Regions from separate parts of the Homo sapiens genome. Here region 1 is linked to region 2. A link is a contact called in ENCODE Hi-C or POLR2A ChIA-PET data. All regions are on one chromosome and are shown on one strand. The core of a region is the stretch at or near the end of the contact, and the rest is flanking DNA. Distances in the headings are between cores, read along the strand shown. Region 1 holds the start of TP73-AS2 (TP73 antisense RNA 2). Region 2 overlaps ARHGEF16 (Rho guanine nucleotide exchange factor 16).

Region 1 (6,254 bases), core at 229-2,728, 240 kb before region 2:
GAGACGAGGGCCACAGGCAGAGGAGATAAGAGGGGCCTAGTGTTGGGGGAGGCTGCGAGGCAGCGTTTGCCCAAGGTGTCTGCCTCTGTTGGTGTGGAGACCTGGGGAGACAGTGAGTGCTGTCCACCTGCCAGGGAATGGGGCACCTGGGTCCACCCTCATGGCCACATCCACTGCCCACTGGTGCCTGCCCTGCGCGGGGCCCTCACCTGACCTTGGCCCTGGGAGGTCAGGCACTGTCACTCCGTTTAGTGACCCAAACCTGCCTGCTAAGCTGGGGTGGACCAGCACCCAGACCATAGCTGTCTGACCCCCAAGCTCCATCTCCCAGCCCTTTGTCACTGCTGGGCTTGACTTGGGTCCTGGGGCCTGGGGTCGGGGTCTAGGCAGAGACCCGCCTTAAGCACCCCTGGGTTCCAGGAAGACGGCACTGCAGAGGCGTCACCCCTGGGTTCCAGGAAGACTGGGCACTGCAGAGGCGTCACCCCGGGTTCCAGAAAGACGGTACTACAGAGGTGTCAGGTGGGACATGGGCTTCTTACCCCGTGGCTGGACTTAAGCCCCTTAGGGGTAAGGGGAACAACAGCCAGGGGCCTCACCTGCCCTGGTCCTGCTGGGGATGGGTCTCCATGGACAATAGAGACTGAGACTCACACAGACTGCCTTGTGTCTGGCTGGGATTGGGTGGCCCAGCCTGGACAGCTCCAGCCTCCACTTTGCTGCCGAGATGCTGTGTGAGGAGCTCAGGGCCCAGTCCCCACCCGGTCGCCGCTGTCCTGATTCACTGAGACCGCGTGCGGGTGCCCTGTGGCTGCTACTATCACTGTCACTCTGCCCAAGCCCGGGAAGGAATGAGCTGCCCAGGCAGGGCGAGGAACTCCATCTGCTCTTATTCCAGGACCCAGGTACCCCATCTGGGGCCTTGGGGACAGAGGGGGTGGCAGGGCAGTGCCCTGGGTCCGCAGAGACAAAAGCTGGGGCTTGCAGAGGGCCCCGGAATGCCCACCAGCAGCTGCCCCTCCGCTCTGAAGACACAGAGTGTTCAAAGCACCACACTCAGCCTCTGCCCTGGGCCGGGACCAAGCGCAGGGTCCTCTGCCCGCAACTTGCTTTTTGACAGCGCCAGCTGGAGGGCCCGTTGCCAGTAGCCTGGCCTCTCCTCCGGCCTCTGGCAAGGACCTAGCTAGCGGGACTGTGGGCCAGGCCCTGGAGCTGTCCCACGAGGGGCCCAGCAGGCTGGCAACAGGCCTGCTCTGCTCACTGCAGAGAGGGCCCCTTAACTCCTGGGGAGGAAGCCCCCACCATCCTTGCCCCCACCATCCTCACCCCCACCCTGACTGGTGGCTTTGAGGAGAAGCCAGGATTAACCCAGCCTTTTGAGGCCCGGCTTTGTCAGCTGTGGGGATTGGAAGGGTGCCCCAGGGTCAGTGGGTGCCCTCTGCTCACAGGACAGTCCCGGAGTCTCTGGCCACAGCTTCCTGGGACAGCCTTGGGGGCTGGAATTGGCAGCAGCTGGAGGTGGCCGGAGACAGCGGAGGGAGGGGAGTAAGCTGTGGACATGGTGGGGTGGTCCCTCTTCAGCTTTTAAGGTAATAGTTGGCTAGAATCTAGGTTTTTGCTAAACTTTGTAAATCTTCATTGAAATGCCTGGGGGAAGGAGAATTTTGGCCTCCGAATCTCTGACCCCTGCAGAGAGTGGTGTCTCCCCAACGCCAGGTGCAAGGAGCTGGGTGCCTCGCTCCAGTGGCATGGCTGGGGGAGGGGTGGGTTTGCAACCCTTGGGGTGGCTCTGGGCTTTAGGTAATCCCCCTGTGCGGTTTCCCCATGGGCTCTGACTTCTGCCTCACTGAAGCCTGGAGTGCTGTTACCTTCTCCAAAAGGGTCTTTCTGCCCTAAAATGCCCTGTTCCGCTCACGGCCTCTGCAGCCCCATCGTAACCCCTGGCTGTGGACACCAGCCTCGGCCGCCACGTAATCTCTGAGCCTCACGCTGTCCGCCTGGAGTGCAGAGAAGATGCTTTTCTTTCCAGCCGGGACACCCTGGAATTGTCTGTCCCCCTCTTCCTGAGGCTCCTCGGAAAAGGGACAGAAGGTCTGGAGGTCGCTCAGGGCCTTCTCTACCCAGAGGCAGGGGCTGGGCCTCCAGGGTCCGGGTCTCCAGGGTCCGTGGCTTCAACTTTTGGAATCTCAGAAAATCCCAGAAGTGACCACTGGCCTGGGGTGGCAGAAACCCACCAGACCGGGAAGCAAAACTAACTCACTGCCCAGCTGAGCCCCCCACCTTGCCCCGAGTCCCACACGGCCCAAGGTCCAGGTCACCTACGACCGCATCTTGGCGTCAGCACTGGGTCCAGGAGAAGCCTGGGACGGCCCTCCCCTGTGGGCCTCTCTTTCCCCCTGTCAACGGGAGTTAGTGGCAGTGAGGCCAGGCCTGGGAGGGGTGAAGGCAGAGGGGGCAGGGAGGCACCAGGAGAGGCCGGTCCCCAAGCCCAGCTGCCTGGCTTCTCGCCCATGAGGCTCGCCAGCCTCGGAGCACTCCAGTGATAAAGCGTTCTTGAGGGATTTTCCTTTGTCAACAAAACCAAGCAGTGAAAGCAGACAGGGACAGCTCTCCACCCCCAGTCCCAGTTTGATTCACTGGCAGACAGCAGTGGAAGGCTCATGGGGGCCAAGGTACAGCCTGGGCTCCCCCCACACCCCATTCGGTCCAAGGCTTTCTCCCCTAGGGACAGGCAGGTCCCTCTGAGGTGTCAGCACCTCCTTATCACTGGTTCCCCTGGGGGCCCTGAGGGTCACAGGGACCTGCCCCACAGAGCTGGGAGCAGAGGGTGGGGCAGGGGGCAGGGGCTGCTCGTGGGGACCTGTCCAGGGACCTGTAGGGGCCGGGGTGGGGCACCACACGGGCTGCAAGGGCAAGGTTAGGGGTCTGGCTGCTGGGGCCAGGTCCGGCTCTGCCCTCTGCTGACAGGTGACCCTGGTGTGCCCTCTGGGAGCCTCAGTTTCCTCATCTGTAAAATGGGGAGTGTGGGAGGCCCTGCACATAGGGGCAATGCTGCTGCCAACGCTACTAATCAGACATGCTGGGTCCACAGGGCTGTCCCCAAACTGGAAAGAAGTCCTAGAAAATAGATGATTCTTCCTAAAACGTAAATTGGATCATGCCTCTCCCCCAACAGTCTCATGCCTATGGAAGGGAATCCTGTCCCCCAAGGGGTTCTCCCTCCTGTCTCCTCCAAGAACCAGGCAGTGTGGGGTGGGGCAGCAGGACCCAGGGTCTCAGAGCTGGGGCCTCCCCAGCCTCACTTGGGGCCTCCAAGGCTAAGTTCTGTGACCTCCAGGGCCCAAGAGTGAGTTCCTCTGGCTGCTCCAGAAAGTGAAGAGAGAAGAGCCAACCCCGGCTCGGGCCACGAGCCCCGAGGCGCTGACCACAGCCAGAGCAGGCCTGCTGGAAGCTCCGTCCCTGCTGCAGATCCCTGCGCCACATGATATCAGCAATTGCTGCAATTTCGCCCTAAGTACTCTTGTTTCCCCTAATAATCCACGTTTCATCTCCACAATAAACATTGTTAGAACTCTTCCCTCAGCTTTACGCACATATAATTGCTTCTGGTGCCAGTAAAAGGTATTAATTCCACTCATGCATTCCATAAACTTTTAGGATAATGCAATTGATACCATGATCGTGTTGGGACACCTCCGCTATTATTCTCCTGCTTGCAAGCCTCCGAGGCGCTGGGAAGGTTGCTCCAGACCCATTAGTGTTGACTCAGCCTCATTCTCCCCAGGAATCCCGTGCAGAGCCTTTGTGCTTCCCTGGCCGTCCTTCCATATGTCCCTCCTGGACGGGGGGCTTTCCTACCCGTGGAGCCAGCTCTCCCCTAAGACAAACATGTGTGCACATGCTCGCGCACACACACACACACACACACATACACACGCTCGCGCACACACACACGCTGAGTCTGAGAGCAGCTGGAGGGCACTCAGGGGGCTGTGTCCGGGCCATCTTTCTGTCTGGAGGAATGCTGGGGCAGCTGGCCATCGCACCTGTGTGTGTCCTCACCATCCTGCCATGGCAGCCTGCCTCGTGGGCTGTGGGTGGTGTCACTCAGCATGCCCTGAGGTGCCCACAGATGCTGTGCTGGGCCAGGGCTTCCAACCCCACACTGCCTTCTTGCCTGACCTCAGAGCCCCGTCCCCAAACTTCCCAAACACCAAGGACAGCCACCTTCCCTGATGAGGCTGAGCTGGGGGCAGAACGGCTGAGCCGGGGTGTCACAGCATCCGATGCCCATCGCGTCGGGCTGTTCTGACAGCTAGAGGAACTCCTGTTCATTCTCTGCCCCGAGGGCCTCCTGGAACCAGCTGTCCACACCACTGCCAACCTGCAGGGCTCCCAGGACAGGAGTGGCCAGCAGGGCTCAGAGGCCAGGTCATGCATGCCCTGCAGAGAGCTCTGCCCACACTCTGAGCCCACACTGTCCCACAGAGGGTGTTGAACTGGGAGAAGGGCACTGGTGTCACCATCAGCACTGCACTCAGAGCTCACGTGTGTGGAGCGCTCCCCAGGTACCCTGCCCTGACCTAAGAAGTCCCAAGAGCCAGCTCCTTTGTCCCCACCATGGCTGGCAGGCCATACCTCTCTTTGCAGGTGAGGATGCCAGGGCAGAGGGGCGAAGCAGAAGGTGCTCACGGGCAGCTCTGGGATTGGGACCCCAGCAGACGCCAGCTCCACCCCTCTCACCATGCAGGGTCCCTCTCACCAAATGCCGGCCTTGCCCTGTCACTGGTCACTGGTTACACTCTCGTGGCTAAACACAAATCCTTCCTCTGGCTGCTCGGTTACCCACGACTCGCCTCCTCCTCCTCCTGGGTTTCCATGGGGTGGGAGCTACTAGAACCCTGGGCAGTGATGGGGGGAGGCCTGTGCATGTACACGCATGCCTGTGTGTTTACATGTGTCTGCGTGTGCATAAGGTACTTGTGTATCCACGTGTGTGCATGCATGTGGGAGGGTGCTGTGTCTGTGTGTGTGCACATGCGTGTGTATGCACACATATGCACAGACCTGTGAACCGCAGCCTCCAGACCTCTCAGTGCCCAAGGAGATCTGAGGTCTGATCTGTGGTCACTTGGGGGCTGGTGAGGGTGTTTTTCCTGATCGGGGAGAAAGGAGGGCGGCAGCCAATGTGGACTTGTACTTGAGAAAAATATGAATTATCTATCAGTTACCAGCCGGCTGGCGTGCCGGGAGCCCCAGGAGTCACGGTGCAGAGGCCGGACGCAAGCACAGGCAGCAGGGCTGGGCAGCACCCGCATGGTGGGACCCCAGAGCTGGGAGCAAGCGGGCTGCCCGGCGGCCCCGTTCTGCACTGTGAGCCGACCACTTGCCTGCCCCTCCCTGGGCAAGGAAAGAAGCCCTGGTGGAGGGGGTTCTGGCCCCAGAGAGCTGAGGTGCCAAAAATCTCATTATCAATGTTTGTCCCACCCCCTGGATCCACAGGGCTTCGGAGGAGGAGCCCTGGGTGCAGGCGACAGCATTTTCCTCCCCAGTTCGCGCCCCCCCACCCTCCCCCCGCCCCAGCATCCACAGAGCCCAGCAGGGAGGGAGCGAGGAGGTGTCACTGCTCCTCTGCTGGGCACCAGGCACAGCTTTCCCCTCCCGCTGGTGCAGCTGACCAGCCCGGGATGCCTGGTCTGAGCAGACCAGCCCATCCCACAGGGCAAGGCCACCCCGTCCTGCAGGACAAGGCAGTTGAGACAAAACCATGAAGTCCCTTGAACCTGATGCCACACACCTGGCAGGGGGTGGGGGTGGCAGATACCCTAGATGGGGGAAGCCAGCCAGAGAGGGGGTTGCTCCTGTCCTTCCATGAGGATCAGCTCAGACCACATGCAGTGCATTCCAAGCATGGTGAAGACCCCATCAGCATCCTCAGACCATGGGAGGAAGGGAGGCAGAGCTCCCACAAGCTGCCTGCCAGGACTCCAGGGAGACACTCTCCAGAAACCACCAGCATCATAAACCCCAGGGCAGGAGGTCAGTGTCCTTAGAGGGGAGAGAGTGGACTTAGGCAACAAGCCTGAGTGTGGGAGAGAAGCAGTGGTGAGGCTCCTGCTGCTGGAGGTGTGCAGGTGAGGATGCCTTGGGGCTTTCTGACCTGGCTTCAGACCTCCAAGTGGGGTGGAAGGATAGGCCTGGTCCCCCTTGCCCCACAGGCAGGTGCAGCTGCCACGGAACCACTCATTTGGGAG
Region 2 (4,026 bases), core at 1-2,500:
TGTTGGTAGACCTCGTTGGAGCAGTAGGCGATGTAGGGGTGGAAGTGCTTCTCAGCGTGCTCCTCCAGGATGTCACTGATGTCCTCGACCAGCACCTGGGCCTTGTGCCGCTGCTCCAGGTCCTCGAAGAACCTGAAGGCAAGGAGGGGTGAGGAGGGTGCCACGGGCCTGGTGGTCGGGCCCCACGTGTGCACACACAGACATGCATCTGCATGCACACTCACACATACATGGACGTGGCAGGAGCTGAGCTCAGCTCCCAGAGGCAGCACACAGCAAGCACTTGGGGCGGGACCCGGACCTGGGATGCTGGACAGCAGGGAGGGCGGGTGGGAAGTGGTCAGAGGCCTGGGGCTCCTTACAGAGCCCCCTGCCACGATCCCACGCACTGGTGCCGTCCCTCTGTTGTCCAGGGGCAGCCCCAGGGACTGTCCCCAAAGGCGGGCCCATTTGGACCTCCTGTCCTGGTGCCCTGTCCAGTTGGTGCCCTTCGCCCTTCAAGCTCCTTCCAGCTAAAACGACTGGGCCTCCACACAGGCCCGGGCCCCCGCTGCCGCACCAGCTTGCCCCTGGGAAGAAACTCAAGGACGGAGACTCAGGGGACAGGCACAAGAGCAAAGAGGGGCGATGCCTGGGGCCACCCCTTCCAAGGATGAGTCCCAAATCCGAGGCAGCTCTGCTGGTCAAGCTCCCAGCTGGGTTCATGAACTGTTTACTTTCACTAGGTCCCCCACCCCGTTCTGAGGGAACAGTCAAGGCCGGGGGGGGGCCAGCTGTGGGCTCTTGGCAGACTCCCTGGAAGGGGCTACCAGCCCCTCACCTCCCCATGACCCAGGCCTTGGTCCAGGGTGATCAGGATGAAGGGAGTTAACACTTGGTCAGAGCTAGGCCAGGGCTGCCAGGATTCTGCCCCCATGGGCGGCCACGGCCACCAAGGCTGGGCTTGGCTGGACCCACGATGGTCACCTGCTGTGTGAGGCGGTGGCTGGAGCCTCGTCCATCCTGCAGACCCTCAGAGCACCCAACCCGAGACCACATCCGTGTCTCCAGGCCGCCGCCACAGGAGGTCCTCCCAGCCCAAGAGCTCTGTCCTTCGGAGGACTCCCTTACCCAGCGTGGAGGTGGGCGGGAGTCCCTCCTCCTCTGCTCACGGGGCCCGACTGGGCCTGCCACCCACGCAGGAGCCACGCTTCCTGCAGGGAGAGTGTCCTGACAGCTGCTTGCCCTTGAGAATCCCCAGCAGATGGAGCTGCAGTCCCCGTGGACGAGGACCCAGCAGGTCATGGGAGGCCTCGGTTGCTGGATGAGCAGGGCCACGACATGCGTACGTGCCCAGGCCGGCCAGGCCGGTCAGCAGCTCATATGGGTGACTGCAGGTTCTGAGAAAGGTCTGGGAGAGCCGCCCACCAGCCGCTTACCCCAAATAGCGATGATTCCCCAGACAGTTCACTGTGAATGCCAGGAGCTGTCGGGGGCCCAGCTGGGGGAGGAGGCCGGAGCTTCCCGCCCCAGGGCAGCAATCTAAAGCCCTGAGGAGGTCAGAGGCAAACATGCAGCTGCCTGAGGCAGAGGGGACCGGAGGACACAGAGCTCAGAGAACACAAAGCCTGCCTGGCTGGGGGCAGAGCTGGGGGAGGGGCAGCCGCTATCCCAGACCCCTCCCCCTCCCCCAGCCCCATCCCATGCTGAGTCAGAGGTTGGGAGTTTCCCATAGCTGGTCCCTGGAGCTCTACAGGAAGCCCCTGTCTCCAGGGACAAGGCGGCTCCCTGCCCACCCTCAGGGCCCCAAAGTTCCGCAAGGGCACCCCACAGGCAGCAGATGGGTGGGACTCGCCAGGGGCGGGGCTGATATAAGAATGCGCCAGCAACCACCACTGTTGGGGCAGCCCTGTGCCAGGCACTACAGGCCCCTAATCATCTCCCAGCGCCACCCAAGCCCACGAGGGGACCAGAGGCACCGCCCCTCAGGTTAGCATTGAGGCTGAGGCTCAGGAGACTCGATGCTCCGGGGTCCTCCTGCATATAGGGAGCAGCACAGGGTCGAGACCACACATACCCCTGCCCAGGCACACACACCCACGCACACACACCCCTGCCCAGGCACACACACCCACGCACACACACCCCTGCCCATGCACACATACCTGTCCATGCACACACACATCCCTGCCCACGCACACACACCCCTGGCCAGGTACACACACCCACGCACACCCCTGCCCACGCACACACACCCCTGGCCAGGCACACACACCCACGCACACCCCTGCCCATGCACACACACCCCTGCCCACACACATACCCCTGGCCAGGCACACACACCCACGCACATACACCCCTGCCCACGCACACACACCTGTCCACGCACACACACCCCTGCCCACACACACATCCATGCACATACACCCATGCATACACACCAGGGTGCCGGATGCTCCCGAGCCACCCTCCGGGCCTTGGGGCCAGCCCACTCACACACACCCCTGACCACGCACACACAGCCATGCACAGACACCCTTGCCCACGCACACACACCTACTCACATACATCCCTGACCACGCAGATACACAGACATCCCTGCCCACGCACACACACCCACTCACACACACCTGACCGAAAACACAGCCACTCACACACACCCCTACCCACTCACACATAACCCTGACCACGCATACACACCCCTGCCCACGCACACACATCCCTGCCTGTGCACACACCCGTCCATGCACACACATCCATGCACACACCCGCGCACACACAACCATGCATACACACCCCTGCCCCACACCCATGCACACACACTGCTGCCCAGGCACACAAACCCATGCACACCTACACACACACATACCTGCCCACGCACACACAACCCTGTCCACACACACCCGTGCAGACACACCCGTGCAGACACCCCTGCCCATGCATACACACCCTTGCCCATGCATACACACCCCTGCCCCCACACACCCATGCATACACACCAGGGTGCTGGATGCTCCCGAGCCACCCTCCAGGCCTCGGGGCCAGCCCACTCACACACACCACTGACCATGCACACACAGCCATGCACAGACACCCCACCCCACACACACACCCACGCACACACACCCCACCCCACCCCACGCACATACCCCCGTGCATGGCTGCAGCTGCATGTCCAGCCTCTCTACCTCCAGGCCCTGCAACCAGAGCTCAGGTCCAGCCACCAGACACCTTTGGGTGGAACATGACCCAGAGCTGCAACTCGAGGCTTCCTGCCTACAGGTGAGCAGCTTGTGGCCACCACTGCCTGGATCATGCAGCCCTCTGTGCCTGGACGTCCTGGTGGGGTGGTGCTTGGCAGTGGGGCAGGGTTGTACCCCTGGGAAGTGCTCCACGTCTTAAGAACGACCAGGATGCCACAGCCCCAGTGCTTAGCCCGGCCCTGGGGCCAGCTCTTGGTGGCCTCAAGGACCCTCAGAGGTCATCACACTCCGCGGGAGCCAGCAGCTGCTCTAAACCATCCACATCAAGGTGCAGCGCAGGCTCCCAGGGGCCTGCTGATGACAGTGCGGTGCCCACGGGGGGAGGCACCTTCCTGGCAGAGGACCCTGTGTGGAAGGCTGTGGCGTGGCCTCACCTCTGACTGGCACCCAGGACATCCAGGATGTTGGAGAAGAGGTGGTGGTGCTCCATCTGGGTCACGGTCGCCCGCAGCTCCTTGGACTGCAGGAACTCCTCCACCAGGATGCTCAGGCTGTGCTGGTAGGAGAACTCCGACGTGAGGATCTCGAACATGGCCTGTGGAGAGGGGCCTAGGTGAGCCCCACAGTGACGCTGGACACGGGCGTGCCTCGGTGACCAATGCTTGGAACAGGAGGACGTGACCCGGGTGGCAGGGGCAGGTGGGGACAGGAACCCCAGACACACCCCTGGATGGGGCTGTCAGAATGGCCAGCTTGGAGATGCCAGCCCGACGTCCCTGGATGCCCCTGGCTGGGTGCCTTATGAGCCGGCTGAAGCTGGGCAACGACCCCCGTCCTTGTCAGA

Evidence for each region. Hi-C counts contacts between places; a loop is a spot of excess contacts on that map. ChIA-PET counts read pairs that join two places held with the same protein, here RNA polymerase II (POLR2A). Pooled maps may share reads with other maps.
Region 1: a map of tibial artery shows a loop between it and region 2 (2.4-fold over the local background). The contact joins the promoter of TP73-AS2 here to the enhancer-like site in region 2. A Hi-C loop is called at or near these places in 3 of 168 maps with a recorded cell type or tissue (lower leg skin, ovary and tibial artery) and 2 of 50 pooled maps. POLR2A ChIA-PET finds 5 or more read pairs at or near these places in 2 of 52 experiments (B cell and MCF 10A).

The regions. Positions count from the first base shown.
Region 1 is chr1:3,709,522-3,715,775 of GRCh38, reverse strand. TP73-AS2 (TP73 antisense RNA 2) reads left to right here and starts at 1,478. Exons shown (of 2, transcript NR_185884.1): 1 at 1,478-1,589; 2 at 3,338-3,576. The region is part of intron 4 of TP73 (tumor protein p73); the gene reads right to left. RefSeq lists a silencer at 943-1,182.
Region 2 is chr1:3,469,184-3,473,209 of GRCh38, reverse strand. It overlaps ARHGEF16 (Rho guanine nucleotide exchange factor 16), which reads right to left. Exons shown (of 15, transcript NM_014448.4): 6 at 3,617-3,777; 7 at 1-132. Among named protein-coding and RNA genes, the nearest start is that of ARHGEF16, 17 kb to the right of the region's middle. RefSeq lists an enhancer at 1,018-1,643. Within about 2 kb of position 1,250, at least 4 of the 41 ENCODE cell types and tissues checked have a DNase peak (open chromatin) inside an H3K27ac peak, as active enhancers do.